3 separate regions of the Homo sapiens genome follow, and regions 1 and 2 are each linked to region 3. A link is an interaction called in ENCODE POLR2A ChIA-PET data of the cell type or tissue named here. Cell type or tissue: PC-9. All regions are shown on one strand.

Region 1 (5,000 bases), 70 kb after region 3:
TGTCTTTCGTGTATGGAAGACCATGATGGCAAGACCTCCCCCACGAGGGGAGCCACACACCATGAGCCTCCCTCCCCCAACTCAGCCAGTCCCATCAGCCCGACCCATCTGTGTGTTCCCTCCAGACGCCTACAGGGAATAGCTCAGAACAGACGGAAGCTGAAGCCAGGCTCCCGCCAGACTTGGGAGAGGTGAGGCCTTCTCTGAGAGCCAGGCCATTCTCTCTTTCTCTCTCAAGGCAAAGTAGAGCCATTGATCTTGGCTGGGGTGAGAGGTCAGCAGAGGGCACTGGGACCTGAGCTGCCATGCCAGGTAAGGTCCTTTCTGTCCTCATGCATCTCTTAACCACTGCAATTTTGTCTTGGAGTCCGTGTTCCCTTACCAGCCCCTGCCCAGCCCCTGCTACTCCCACTCCCCTTTGCCCACAAGACCGCCTCATTGGCCCAGAGCATAGACTTTGTGTGCTCTCCCCTGAGGGTCAGAGGAACGGGGGAGTCCTGCATCTGGAAATTTTTCCACTCTGGGCCTCTGCCTACAGATGAGCTTTTAGGCCGTGCTGCATCTGAGCCCTCTAGAGAGACTGGAACAGGGGCTCTTCTCTTCTGAAAGACTGCCGGGGTCATACGTGGAAGTCCTCTGGGTTAAACCCTCACTCCCAGGAAGTTCACACACACACATCTTTTTATTAATCTAATATAGTTTCAATCCACATCAATCTAAGTAAATTTTCCTGGACATTTTAATCTTTCATCCACAAATGCTAGAAGACATTTTGTTTCTCTCAAGTACTAAACATCTGCAATATGCCAATCAGTGTGCCGGGCCCAATGGGGAAAACAAATACAAATAAGACACAATTTCTGCCCGTCAAATAGCTTGCAATTAAGCTGGGGAGATGGATGAGGTGATACAGCACAAAACAGGCAAAATAGCAGCAAACAATACCACATTCTATCTAACTGGGGGCTACCTCATGTGCTCCAGGAATTCTGAATGGAAGAAACAGTAAATTTGGAAGACATATTTTAGAAACTGGGCCTTAAAGGATATGTAGGCTATAGATAGTTGAGAGAAAGAAGGAAAAGCATTCCTTGTGGTCAAACTACATGAGCAAATGCACAGAGAAGAAACAGTGGGCAGCCCACCACATGAGGAAAAGGCCCTTCCTATAAAGAAGGCAGCAAAATTTGGGTGGATGGTGCAGTCGTCAAAGGACACAAATGCCGGACAAGAGCATACTGCTTCTCAGGCCTTTATCATCTCGGTGACTCCCTGATGGATATGCTTAAGGTCCCTTTTCATCTATTTGAATATTGATGTCAAGTTTCCACAGCTTAGTGGCCTTGAAAACTCCAGATGTGAATGCAAATTCAGTAAGCCCTTGAATGCTTTTCAATTAGTGCTCAGGATGTTTCCTGGATGGGGGTCTGTGGATGAAGTCACTCTTAACCTGTCTGGTTTGCTGAACTCAGCTATGCTATCCCAACTCTAAAATGAAGAATACCTACCTTATAGCGAAGTCATGAGGACTAAATAAAAGAGCAAAGATCTTTGTAATTTCTCAAGCATTATACAGAGAAGCGGTGGAAGTAGTAATGCCTTTTGCAACCTATGTCCTGGCCCTTTATTTAGGCATCAAAGCAGCTTGCTAAACTCTCAAAGCACAGCACCATTTGGAGATAAAAATTTAAGTTATGGTCTACAAAGTCCAACGTGCCTTCCATAGGACTCACGGGTAACACTTTTTTGGGTTTTGTCATCTGATGGAAGGTTGGGGGACAGATTGGCAATTGAAGCTCCACGATGGTATTTTACTGCATGATTTTCCATTTTTGTGTTCAAATTACAACTTGACTTTAAGCAGAGGACCTGTGCTGATTTAAAATACTTACTCAGGTCGGGCAATTGGCTCACGCCTGTAATCCCAGCACTTTGGGAGGCCGAGGTGGGTGGATCACTTGAGGTCAAGAGAGAGACCAGCCTGGCCAACATGGTGAAACCCTATTTCTACTAAAAAAAATTACAAAAATTAGCCAGGCATGGTGGTGGGTGCCTGTAATTCCAGCTACTCGGGAGGCTGAGGTGGGAGAATCACTTGAACCCGGGAAGCAGAGGTTGAAGTGAGCAGAGATCGCAGTGAGCAGAGATCATGCCACTGCACTCCAGCCTGGGTGATAGCATGAGACTCTGTCTCAGAAAAATACATAAATAAGGCCCAGCCGGGCGCAGTGGCTCACGCCTGTAATCCCAGCACTCTGGGAGGCCGAGGCGAGCGGATCACTAGGTCAGGAGATCGAAACCATCCTGGCTAAAACAGTGAAACCCCATCTCTACTAAAAAATACAAAAAATTAGCCGGGCATAGTGGCAGGTGCCTGTAGTCCCAGCTACTTGGGAGGCTGAGGCAGGAGAATGGCATGAACCTGGGAGGCAGAGCTTGCAGTGACCCGAGATTGCGCCACTGCACTCCAGCCTGGGCGACAAAGCAAGACTCCATCTCAAAAAAAATTAATTAATTAATTAAAAATAAATAAATAAGGCCCAGTGCAGTGGCTCAGGACTGTAATCCCAGCACTTTGGGAGGCCAAGGCGGGTGGATCACCTGAGGTCAGGAGTTCGAGACCAGCCTGACCAACATGGAGAAACCCTGTCTCCACTAAAAATACAAAATTAGCTGGGAGTGGTGGCGCACGCCTGTAATCCCAGCTACTCAGGAGGCTGAGGCAGGAGAATCACTTGAACCCAGGAAGCAGAGGTTGCGGTGAGCCGAGATCGCACCATTGCACTCCAGCCTGGGCAACAAAAGCGAAACTCCATCTCAAAGAAAAAATAAAAATAAATAAATAAAAAAAATACTTATTCAGAAAGGAAAATGCCAGTGTAGGGCTAGGCTCTGGAGACCAACAAAGACAGGTGCTTGGGGGAGGCTGAGACGCTAAGGAAAGGGTGGTAACAGAGGGTGCTCTCAGGCAGTTGTGGTGGCTCACACCTATAATCCTAGCACTTTGGGAGGCTAAGGAGGGAGGATCACTTAAGCCCAGGAGTTCAAGACCACCTGGGCAACATAGCAAGACCCCATCTCTACAAAAAATACAAAACTTAGCTGGGCATAGTGGCACATACCTGTAGTTCCAGCTAATCAAGAGGATCATTTGAGCTCAGGAGGTTGAGACTGCAGTGAGCTGTGATGGCACCACTGTACTCCAGCATGGGCAACAGAGCCAGACCCTGTCTCAAAACAAAACAAAACTGAGTGCCCTGGTATTTTTCCCCTGCCAGACAAAGCTAATGGTGTTAGGTACCTTGAAGGTACCTGTGAGGGGGGCTCATTTTGATTTTTCGAAACCATCTGGTTAAAATCTAACTATGTGGACAGAGCCTCAAGCATAAAGAGATTGGGCTAGTGGGATCTGTTTTCCTGAAAACTAGGCAGGTTGTGTGTGACCCAAGACCTTGTAAGCTTGGGGCTTCAGTGCAGGAACAATTTATTTATTTAAAAATGAAGATTTATTTTCACCATTGCACTGCCCTTGCTTTTCCCCATAAACCTTGAGCTCTAAAGTTGGGGAGAATGAAGTCAGCTAGAAAATCAAGTGAGTAGGCATCCAGAGGAGTGAAAATACTGAGGACAGTAATGAGCCAAGTTCCAAACCTTTCTCAATGAATTCTCACAACATCCCTATGAGATAGGTGTTATCATTTCCTTTTTACAGATGAAGTGTGAGAGAAGTGAAGTAACCTACCCAAGCTTATTCAGCTAGTTTGTGAGGGAAGAGGGATCTGAACCATGCTGTGTGGTTCCAGAGTGTGACACTCGGCTACAGGGTGGAGGTCCCCTAGCTTGCTTATGCTCAGGAGTTGAGGAGGCGAATTCTTAGCACCACTAATTCTAAGCAAGTAGGCTTCCTGATGCCTGAAAGCTGACTGAAACTCCCATCCTTTCTGGAACATTGGCAAGTTTGACGGGTCTCCGATTTCCAAGGTCATTGTTTCTCCTTTCTACAATCCGGCACTGACTGGCTGCTTTCCAGTCTTCAGGCACCTCATCCATCTACCCATTGCTCTCAAAAATAACTGCTTAATGGCTCTCCAGAAACTCCAGCCAACTCCTTAAGGGCTCTTGAGAGCAGATCATCTGAACAACTAATAGACTTCATCCAACTTTTTGAAGTGATCTTTGCTCAGCTCTTTCCTTGCACCCACCTTCCCACGTGATCTAAGTTGGTTGGTCTGCTTCACCTCACTTTCACAGAGCTCTCTCAACCAAGGGCACACCAGAGAGCAAACCAGTCCTGGATATAAAGCGCAAAAGTTATGAGAGAGGGGAAAGGATGTCTGAAGCTAGAAGATTCAGATATGCAGCTTCTCAGACCGGAATTCCTTTCCTGCATCCAGCTCGTGACTATTGCCTTCACCTGGTTGCCATGGAAACATCAGTCTCTGGTGGATGGCAAGCAGCACTTTAGAAAGAAAGTATCACAGGCTACCATGGTAACATCAGAAAGAGTAAAGCTGCATCTTCTCTCCTGGTGGAGTGAGGAAGGAATGGATGAGGCTGCTGGGAAAAGCAGCCTAGAAGGGGCAGCCTTTGGAAAGCCTGGTGCTGACTTTAACACTTTAATGAACAGCATTCATTCAATTCTACAGACATTTAATATGTGCAAGGCAAAGCAATCATGAGAAAGACATCCAAGTCTGGCCTCATCAGGCTGTAACCATCAAGTAATGGAGTTTTCAATAAAATAATTTTTATTGCAATTATTTTATTTACTAAATAAAAGTAGAGTAAGATGACCCACAAGAGGACAAAGAATACTGAAAAGAGAGATCAACTCCACCTAGGAAAGCTTCAGGGTCTTAAAGGACAGGACTTTGATCAGCAGAAGGAGGAAAGGAAGAGAGATAGCTGGCAGGTTAGATCACTCCCATGCCTCCTAGCAAGATGCTGAGCCTACAGTAGGTCTGGCCTCAAGCTGCTTCAAGATAAGGTCTGAGGCTGGC
Region 2 (5,000 bases), 230 kb before region 3:
TTTGGGTATGCAAAAGATAGCACTGGAGGGACTGCAACTCAAATGGCTCTTAAAGGGCAGATCTAATTTATAAGCTGAAACTGAAGTCAGAGTATACTTTAGGGGTTTCATTACATAAAACAATGGAAGAGTGGAGGAGCAAGAGGGTTCCCTTAAGGGCAAAGTCCATGATTTTACATCATACATCCTCTACAAAAAGAAATCACATTATTTACCAAAAGAAACACAAATCCTCCAAAGTTTGAGTAGACAATAACTCTTCTAAAGGAAATCTCCGCATGGAAAAGAATGTCTTTTCCATTTCCTTTCCCTTGCATTGTCACGTTTGCCTTAAGATTCCCCTCTTTGCTTCTGTTAACTGCTATTGCATATATAATCTCTACCTTCTAAACTTTGGCCCCAGTGTGACCAAAACCCCCTCTCCTTGTTTCCTAATAGAACAGATAAAATAGGTTATTATTTTCAGAAATAAAAATTTAAGGAGAATCAAGTTGCAAACAGCACAAAGTCAAATTTTTAAAGTATCAAGTTTCTGATCAAGTCCTAGTAAAGCAGTAAATATCTTCAGTGAACCCATATCCCTTCATCCTTTCAGTTTCTGATGAAGTGGAACAACTTTTCAGCTCCTTTGTCTGGTTTCCCTCCCTCCTAGCTGTTTGGGAGTCTCAAAAAAGCCTCAGTTTTGCCCCCTTGCTGGCACCCGAAAGTGAGTCCACTATATTGTCCTTTCCAAGAGCAGATCACTCACCACAACATGGGGCTGAAATCATCAGTGCCTGAGCAACAGTGTGCAATAGAATTTTCTGTGATAATGTCTCTGCACTGCCCAGTATAGTAACTGCTAGACATATGTGGCTATTGAGCACTTAAACTAGTTAGTGTTGTAACCCAAATGCAGGTTCACTCTCTCGCTGCTTGCAGAGTCCACTTAACAAGAGTGAGATCTGGTATAAAGAAAATGATATTTTATTCCAAAGCTACCTTAGGGGAGGAAGTACAGGTTTTCTGCCTTAAGGGTACCATTTCACTTTTGGAGCAGAAAGAGGGTGCTTTTGAAATGGGGCATGGAATGCTGGCATGAATGGCACGAGGGGAGGAAGCGAGTGGTTGGGGGGTCTGCATACTACCTTCAGTGCCTTATCTACTGGACAGTGACTGCTGGTGCCTTTTGTGGGCAGGACTGGGTTGTAAAAGTGGCCAAAACTCTCCAGGTAAGAGAAAGCTTTGTAGCAGGCATACTTTGGGTTGTAGATAGGCTGTTGTCTCTCAAGGCAACCTCCCGGTGGGTGAGAGTTCCTCTCTGGAGCTTCTAAGCACATAGTTAGATGAACCTGCCCCATAGGGAGTGTCTGATAAAGAGGAGGTAAAAGGCTACAATTGCATTTCTAAAGAGCTAAGGAGGAAGTGAGGAGAAGGGGGAAAAGAAGAGAGATTTTTTAAAAATCATTAAACTATCTCTTAGAAAAATGGGGATACTTGGTTACAGTGTGACTAAGGAAATTTTATTTGGCTTTTATTTAAATCTAAGTAGCCACTTGTGGCTAGTGGCTGTCATTGGACAGAACAACTTATGAGCTATTCCACTCATTTCTATGTTCAGTCAAAGAGATATACCTTGTTCACAGTTTATTCAAATGGCAGTGATACCCATTTGAAACAAGAATAATCTATAGCTGCCAGGCCTGAGCTATCAGTTTATCAGCTCCACCTACTTTTGGAATACTCAGTGATGACTTACAGTCATAGAAAGAGGGTTTGTAACCTCCCAAGGAGTTCACCTTGCCCGCTGCCTAGACAGAGCTGGTTCATCAAGACTGGGCAATTAGAATGGAGAAAGAGTAATTCATACACAGCCAGCTGTGCAGGAGAACGGAATTTTATTATTACTCAAATCAGTCTCCCCAAGCATTCGGGGATCAGAGTTTTTAAGGACAACTTGGTTGGGGAAGCCAGTGAGCCACGAGTCCTGATGGTCGGGGAAGAAATAATAAGGAGTCCAAGCTGTCTTCTTGCCCTGAGTTCCTGGGTGGGGGGCGCTGCAAGATCAGATGAGCCAGTTCATCAATCTGAGTGGTACCAGCTGATCCATCAAGTGCAGGGGTCACCAAATATCTCAAGCACTGATCTTAGGAGCAGTCTAGGGAGGGTCAGAATCTTGTAGCCTCCAGCTGCATGACTCCCAAACCATAATTTCCAATCTTATGGCTAATGTTAGTGTTACAAAGGCAATCTAGTCTCCAGGCAACAAGGAAGTCAGCCCCGGGAAAGGGCTGTTATCTGTCACAAACCACAAACTATAAACTAAGTTTCTCCCAAAGTTAGTTCAGCCTATGCCCAGGAATGAACAAGGACAACCTGGTTAGAAGCGAGATGGAGTCAGTTAAGTTAGATCTCTTTCACTGTCTCAGTCATAATTTTGCAAAGATGGTTTCAGATTTGTCAAATTAATTTCCATCCACACTTGTTGGAGTCTCATACTTGCTCATGGTGTGCTTTGTCCTGATGATAAGGAGAAAAAAAATAACTTACATTTTCTCCCCAGAGGCCTGCCTTAGAGTAGGCTCCGAGAGTCCTCTTTACTCTGTGTAATTCTAGCAGATCCGTCCTGATCCTGAGATACATCAGCACTGGGGATACCTTAAAAACTGTGGTAACTTTGGTTATTAAAGGCATTTTCCATCCATTCAAGTTTCCTACTTCCAAGAAACCTCTACTTTAAAGCTGATTTCGCACATGAAAACAAAATACAAACACTTCTCTGCACTCCTGAGAAATGGTCTAGAGAGATCTAATACCAGTTCATGTGTAGTCGTCCTTGCCTAAAAAAATCTCACAACTTACAGGTTTTCAGAAAAGTGGGAGATTTTATTGTCCTGTCTGGGAGTGATACAGTATGGAATTTTCTATTTGGTACAATTTAGAATGTAGCTCCCAAAGCCTTTGACACTTAGTATATTGTTTCATAGGTAATTGTTTATGCTTCTGCCTCTTCACTAGACTTTTCTTCATTTACCCAACAAATATTGAGTGCCTACTCTGCCACACTTTGTTCTAGGTGTTGGGAGCACAGCAGATAACAAGACAGAGAGGGTCCCCCAGGAAATTTATTCTCTAGTGGAAGGAAACTGATAATAAATGAGTAAAAACAATGCAAGATAATTTCAGATAATGTTATGTGTTATGAAGAAAATAAAAATAGGGTAATGTGACAGAGTGATGGGGGGCTCTCTTTAGATCCTGTGGTCAAGAAATGCCTCAGATGAGGGGAAGTTTGAGCTGAGCTCTGAATACAAAGTTATCAGCTCTGCAAAGCCAAGAACAGCCTAGGGTAGCAACAGATAGAAAGTCTGTGTTTACCACTAGAGCAGGTTGTTTATTTCCTTTTGATAATTGCTTTTATTTATTTTTTCTTTTTTTAGAGACAGAGTCTGACTCTCACCTAGGCTGGAGTGCAGTGGTGGGATTATAGCTCACTCTAACCTCTGACTCCTAGACTCAAGTGATCCTCCTGCCTCACCCTTCGGAGTAGCTGTTACTTTTGGTGTGCATTGCCATGCCCAGCTAATTTTTTTCATTTTTGTAGAGATAGAGTCTTGCTATGATGCCCAGGCTGGATAATTGTATTTTTAGTGCTCAACATAATTCTTGGCATTGAATAACAGCAACAACAAAAATAAGTAATATTCGTATCACAAATAAGTGTACCACATGTTTATTTGAATTATCTTGGTTAGTTCTCACAAGATACAAGCCAGAGGAAGAAATTAAGAGATGCTAAATAACTTGGCCAAGGATTTACAGTGGATAAGTGGCAAAGCAAATACTGAACTTAACCAGGCTTCATGACTCCAGAATCTATACTTCTAACCAACCAGTGAGTCTCGTGGAGCACCAGTATCTGCGGTGCTTCCTAAAAATGCGGCTTTCTAGCATCAAGCCAAACCAGCTGAATCTGAATCTCAGAGGGTAGGTGCTAGAAATCTGAATTTTTTTTTCCAAGATGGAGTCTTGCTTTGTCCCCCAGGCTGGAGTGCAATGGCACGATCTCAACTCACTGCAACCTCCTCCTCCCGTGTTCAAGCAATTCTCCTGCCTCAGCCTCCTGAGTAGCTGGGATTACAGGCACGCGCCACCACACCTGGCTAATTTTTGTATTCTTAGTAGAGATGGGGTTTCACCATGTTGGCCAGGCTGGTCTCAAACTCTTGACCTCGTGATCCATCTGCCTCGGCCTCCCAAAGTGATGGGATTACAGGCGTGAGCCACCATGCCCAGCCCAGAAATCTGAATTTCTAATAAATCCACCAGATGATTCTATGCATACTGAAGTTTAGAACCACTGTGCTTTGTTGAAAGATTGAACGAAGCCAAGTTTGTTGGCTCACCCCTGTAATCCCAGCACTTTGAGACCCCAAGGCAGAAAGATAGCTTGAGCCAAGGAGTTTGAGACCAGCCTGGGCAAAATAACAAGACCCCATCTTTACAAAAACTAAAAAAAAAATTAGCTGGGCACATGTAGTCCTAGCTACTTAGAAGACTGAGGCAAGAGGACCCCTTGAGCCCAGGAGTTCAAGGCTGCAGTGAGCCATGATCATGACACTGCATTCCAGCTTAGGTGACAGTGAGAATCAGTCTCAAAAAAAAAAAGGTTGCATGAAAGAGACAAGTCCTCTGCTAGTTGAACTACTTTGTACCACATCTGGCAAATTCCTAAGCCCCTAAACTCTATAAATGCTGGTTCTCCTAAACGTTAAGTCTTTATAATGATCAGCTTAACACTGTGTTGCTACAAAGAAGAAATCTCAGAATCATCTGGGTCCTGCAGGAAGGCTAAAGAAAAATGCTTTGATAAACCCCTGTGCACCAGCATTCTCTCACCCATCCTCCACCACTCCCCAGTCTGGTTTTTTTTGTTTGTTTGCTTGTTTGTTTTTGGTTTTTGAGATGGAGTCTCACTCTGTCTCTCAGGCTGGAGTGCAGTGTCACAATTTTGGCTCACT
Region 3 (5,000 bases):
CCAAACCAAAGAAAGTGGGCTCCACTAAGCTGGGAAGGCGTCGGGCAGCAAAGCCGCCGCCAGGAGGCAGCGCTTAATCAAAAATGTCCGGGCCGAGGGGGCCCAGGATACCGGAGTCCCCGGAGCGTCTTTCATCTGAAGTCTTAGCAGCAGCGCGGACCTAACAAAAAAGGGAGTTGCTGAATTAGTTCAAGAAAAGGCAACTGGAAATGCTTCATCACGTTTTAAGGCTAAAAGATGGCTTGTAAATAATATAACTACCTTTTATATACCTTTTGGATAATCTAGCTTTGGGGTTTTTTAAGCCAACGTTGGCGCTCTGCGGAGATCCACAGAGAGCCACCGCCTTCAAGAGCAGTCTGATAGAAACACACAGAGCTTACGGAATTTCCCAGCCGCCAGGCAAGGAGGAATGTAGTCCGAAGTCATGATTTGCCCATCTTGAAGCTCAATCATTTAACACCTAATTTAGCCAGTACTGATATAGCAGAGATTTGACAGCTCTGGGAAAAGAAGCAGAATATGTCGCAATAAATTATGTAAATAGTAAGGAAATAATATGCAAAGTAGTGTATTGAGTAATTTGTAGCCACAGTTCTCACATTTCTTGCATGAGGTGACAGTGATTTGTTCTTTGTACTGTCCTAAAAAGGGAGATAATGAAAGAATTCCCAAACAGTTCACTCTTCTCTCCACAACTTCTTCAATCTTAGAATGTTCTCACAGGCATGCAAAAAGGAAAAGAGATTGCAAAATGAAGTAGAATTGCCTACCCAGAGTCAGCTTCCTTCGTCTTATGTTCCTTCTCCAATGTCATTATCAATCACAACAATTACAAGGCACCTAATTTCCCAGAGCAAAGCACTTGTACAAAAGTAACTGTAGGGGCCGGGCGCGGCGGCTCACGCCTGTAATCCCAGCACTTCGGGACGCCAAGGCGGGCGGATCATGAGGTCAGGAGATCAAGACCATCCTGGCTAACACGGTGAAACCCAGTCTCTACTAAAAATACAAAAAAAAATTAGCCGGGCGTGGTGGCAGGCGCCTGTAGTCCCAGCTACTCGGGAGGCTGAGGGAGGAGAATGGCGTAAACCCGGGAGGCGGAGCTTGCAGTGAGCCGAGATCGCACCACCGCACTCCAGCCTGGGTGACAGAGCGAGACTCTGTCTCAAAAAAAAAAAAAAAGTAACTGTATAAATACAAACTTACAGAACAGAAGGAGGCTATTTGGATAAACATATTAGACAAAACATGAGCTCACTACACCCTTGACCTTCTGGGCTAAAGCAATCCTCCAGCTTCAGCCTCCCAAGTAACTGGGACTTGGTGGTGGGTGCCTACAGGTGGGTACCCAGCTTTTTTTTTTTTTTTTAGATGCAGTCTCGCTCTGTCGCCCGGCTGGAGTGCAATGGCACCATCCCGGCTCACTGCAACCTCCGACGCCCTGGTTCAAGGGATTCTCCTGCCTCAGCGTCCCCAGTAGCTGGGATTACAGGCACGCGCCACCAAGCCCAGCTAATTTTCGTATTTTTAGTAGAGACGCGGTTTCACCATACTGGCCAGGATGGTCTCAATCTCCTGACCTCGTGATCCGCCCGCCTTGGCCTCCCAAAGTGTGGAGATTACAGGCGTGAGCCACTGCGCCCGGTTTTTGTTGTTGTTGTTGTTTGTTTTGTTTTGTTTTTGGGGGGGGGTTTTGGTTTTTTTTTTTTTTTAAGAAACAGAGTCTTGGCTGTCTCTAAAAACTACAAAAATTAGCTGGGCATGGTGGCATGTGCCTGTAATCCCAGCTACTCGGGAGGCTGAGGCATGAGAATCGTTTGAACCCAGGAAGCGGGGGTTGCAGTGAGCCGCGATCACGCAGCTGCACTCTAGCCTGGGCGATGGAGTGAGACTCTGTCTCAAAAGAAAAAAAAGAGAGAGAGACAAAGTCTTGCTGTGCTGCCTAGGCTGGGATAACAAAATGTTAAAGCCAAATACAGGGCATGATGCCCTTGAAAAGCAAAGCAGTTTAAGAGAGGAAACACAGGAAGCACAGATGCCTGATGCTTCACATTATTCTTAACTCCAGTCTTTGCCAGTTGAAGTCCAGAGGTTAAAAGACATTCAGTTTAGGATGACGAAGCTGCTTTCCTGTGGCTTCTGAGGCAGATGAAGTCATAGAGGAGTGCTGTCCAGGTGCCAGACCCCTCCCTCCAACAGAGTTCCATGAGGTCCCTGAGAATGCTGATGATGTTAGTTGTCAGCGCTCTGGGGTTCTGTCTGTCTCTCTCTCTCTCTCTATCTATCTATCTCTGTGTCCAGGTAGGCTGAGATGAGAGGTAGCTGTTTGGGTGAGGAGCCCTTTTCTGGTATTTACAACCCATGGATTGTCCCCCTGCTGTATCACACTAACCACATCAAAGGTTAAATTTAGGGAGGCCCAGACAGGAAGATTGCTTGAGCCTAGGAATTCAAGACCAGCCTAGGAAACATAGCAAGACCCCATCTCTACAAAAAAAAAAAAAAAAAAAAAAAAAAAATATATATATATATATATATGGGCTGAACTTGTCTTCCTTCTTCTTCTTCTTTTTTTTTTTTTTTTTTTTTTTGAGACGGAGCCTCGCTCTGTGGCCCAGGATGGAGTGCAGTGGCACAATCTTGGCTCACTGCAACCTCTGCCTCCTGGGTTCAAGTGATTCTCCTGCCTCAGCCTCCCGAGTAGCTGGGACTACAGGTGTCCACCACCGCACCTGACTAGTTTTTGTATTTTTAGTAGAGATGAGGTTTCACCATTTTGGCCAGGCTGGTCTTGAACTCCTGACCTTATGATCCACCTTCCTCGGCCTCCCAAAGTGCTGGGATTACAGGCGTGAGCCATGGCGCTTCTAAAGACGCTTCTCTTCCCAGATTTCCTAGTTCCAATGACAATTCCCATCCTGCTCCCAAAGTCCTCCGGCTCTGGCTCCTTGACTCCCACATCTGTTAAATAATTGTACTTGTCCACTTTTGCATGCCGTGTTCATATTATACACATTATTTGTTCACCTAAATGCATATGCCCCACTCCACCCCAGATGTTTTTTTTTGTTTGTTTGTGACAGTATCTTGCTCTGTCACCTAGGCTAGAGGACAGTGGTGTGATTACAACTCACTGCAGCCTTGACCTCCCCAGGCTCAGGTGATCCTCCCACCTCAGCCTCCCACATAGCTGGGACTACAGGCACACGCCACCATACCTGGCTAATTTTTTGTTTTGCTTTTTGTTTTTTGTTTTTCCGAGATGGAGTTTCACTCTTGTTGTCCAGGCTGGAGTGCAATAGCGCGATCTCGGCTTATTACAACCTCCACCTCCCACGTTCAAGTGATTCTCCTGCCTCAGCCTCCCAAGTAGCTGGGATTACCGGCACATGGCCACCACATCCAGCTAATTTTTGTATTTTTAGTAGACACAGGGTTTCGCCATGTTGGCCAGGCTGGTCTCGAATCCTGACCTAGGTTATCCACCTGCCTCAGCCTCCCAAAGTGCTGGGATTACAGGCATGAGCCACACCGCCCAGCCAATTTTTTGTATTTTTTGTAGAGACAGGGTCTCACCATACTGTCCAGGATGACCTCAAACTCCTAGGCTCAAGCAATCCTCTCACCTCACTGACCTCAACATCCCAAGTAGCTAGGACCACAGGTGCATGCCACTATGCCTGGCAAAACACACACACACACAAAAATTAAATTTTAGTAGAGGCAAGGTCTGACTGTTGCCCAGGCTAGTCTCAAACTCCTGGGCTCAAGTGATCCTCCAACCTCAGCCTCCCAAAGTGCTGGGATTACAGGCCATGAGCCACAGTACCTGGCCAGTTTCTCATCTTTTCTGTGTGTGTGTGTGTGTGTGTGTGTGTGTGTGTGAGTTTCACTCTTGTGTGCAATGGCGCGATCTCGGCTCACCACAACCTTTGCCTCCGGGGTTCAAGTGATTGTCCTGCCTCAGCCTCCCGAGTAGCTGGGATTACAGACATGCACCACCACACCCAGCTAATTTTGAATTTTTAGTTTGGGGTTTAGACGGGGTTTGACGATGTTGGCCAGGCGGGTTTCAAACTCCTGACCTCATGATCCACCCGCCTCGGCCTCCCAAAGTGCTGGGATTACAAGCGTGAGCCACCGCGCCCAGCCTAATGAGGGCCTTTTAAATACAAACATGCACACATGTATCCACAGACACACGCATCTTGGATATTAGCCTTTTAATTAAGCTGACTTTTAACTATTGAGCTCCTTAACAAAAGAAAAAAATATATTTTTAAATCTCATTACCATATTTCAGCTATGACAAAATGCTACTAAACTAACGATGATCACACTAATTATACAGTTTCTGAGTGCTCTAAGTGTAAGCAGAAATTAACACCTGCTGGCTGTTAAATGCTAACTTTAGTCGTTTAAAAGGAATTTGCAAGACAAAATCCCAAACCAGTTTCTTACCTAGTGATGGGTCTCAGGCTGTAGACTGTTCTCTACCAGCCTAGAAGCAGGAAAAAAAAAAAACTCATCTTCCCTATTGGAAGTGAGTTCAAACTCATGGAAGCAGGAAAATGTAGGAAGCAAGTAAAACTCCAAAAAAAAAAAAAAAAACAGTTGTACAAAATAAACTTTAGATCTCGACCAAATTTTGGAAGATCAGGGATTCTCTGGAGGGGATGCTCTCAGACCTCAGCAAATTGTCCTACTTGTTTGAGCCATAAAGTTAGCTCATGCTGGTACCAAGCACCGATAGGAGATTTCTTTTATTTTTTTGAGACGGAGTCTCGCTCTGTTGCCCAGGCTGGAGGGCAGTGGCACGATCTTGGCTCACTGCAATCTCCGCCTCCTAGGTTCAAGTTATTCTCCAGCCACCCGAGTAGTTGGGATTACAAGTGCATGCCACCACGACCGGCTAATTTTGTATTTTTAGTAGAGATGGGGTTTCACCATGTTGGCCAGGCTGGTCTCAAACTCCTGACCTCAAGTGATCCACCCGC

The links. Peaks named below come from ENCODE experiments on the same cell type or tissue, not always from the same donor. Only the 100,000 strongest peaks of a DNase experiment are listed, where the experiment ranks them.
Region 1: POLR2A ChIA-PET joins it to region 3 with 11 read pairs; 21 of 35 experiments call an interaction of 5 or more read pairs at or near these places.
Region 2: POLR2A ChIA-PET joins it to region 3 with 10 read pairs; 17 of 35 experiments call an interaction of 5 or more read pairs at or near these places.

Annotation. Positions count from the first base shown.
Region 1 is chr14:22,892,541-22,897,540 of GRCh38, forward strand. RBM23 (RNA binding motif protein 23) reads right to left here. Exons shown (of 14, transcript NM_001077351.2): 14 at 664-5,000. Among named protein-coding and RNA genes, the nearest start is that of REM2, 12 kb to the left of the region's middle. In PC-9, no CTCF peak of the experiment used is centred here; no DNase peak of the experiment used is centred here.
Region 2 is chr14:22,592,111-22,597,110 of GRCh38, forward strand. No RefSeq gene overlaps it. Among named protein-coding and RNA genes, the nearest start is that of ABHD4, 3.7 kb to the right of the region's middle. In PC-9, no CTCF peak of the experiment used is centred here; a DNase peak (open chromatin) is centred at 2,191.
Region 3 is chr14:22,822,913-22,827,912 of GRCh38, forward strand. No RefSeq gene overlaps it. Among named protein-coding and RNA genes, the nearest start is that of MRPL52, 4.5 kb to the right of the region's middle. RefSeq lists a silencer at 29-258 and an enhancer at 1,380-2,276. In PC-9, no CTCF peak of the experiment used is centred here; a DNase peak (open chromatin) is centred at 2,149; H3K27ac peaks cover 921 bases.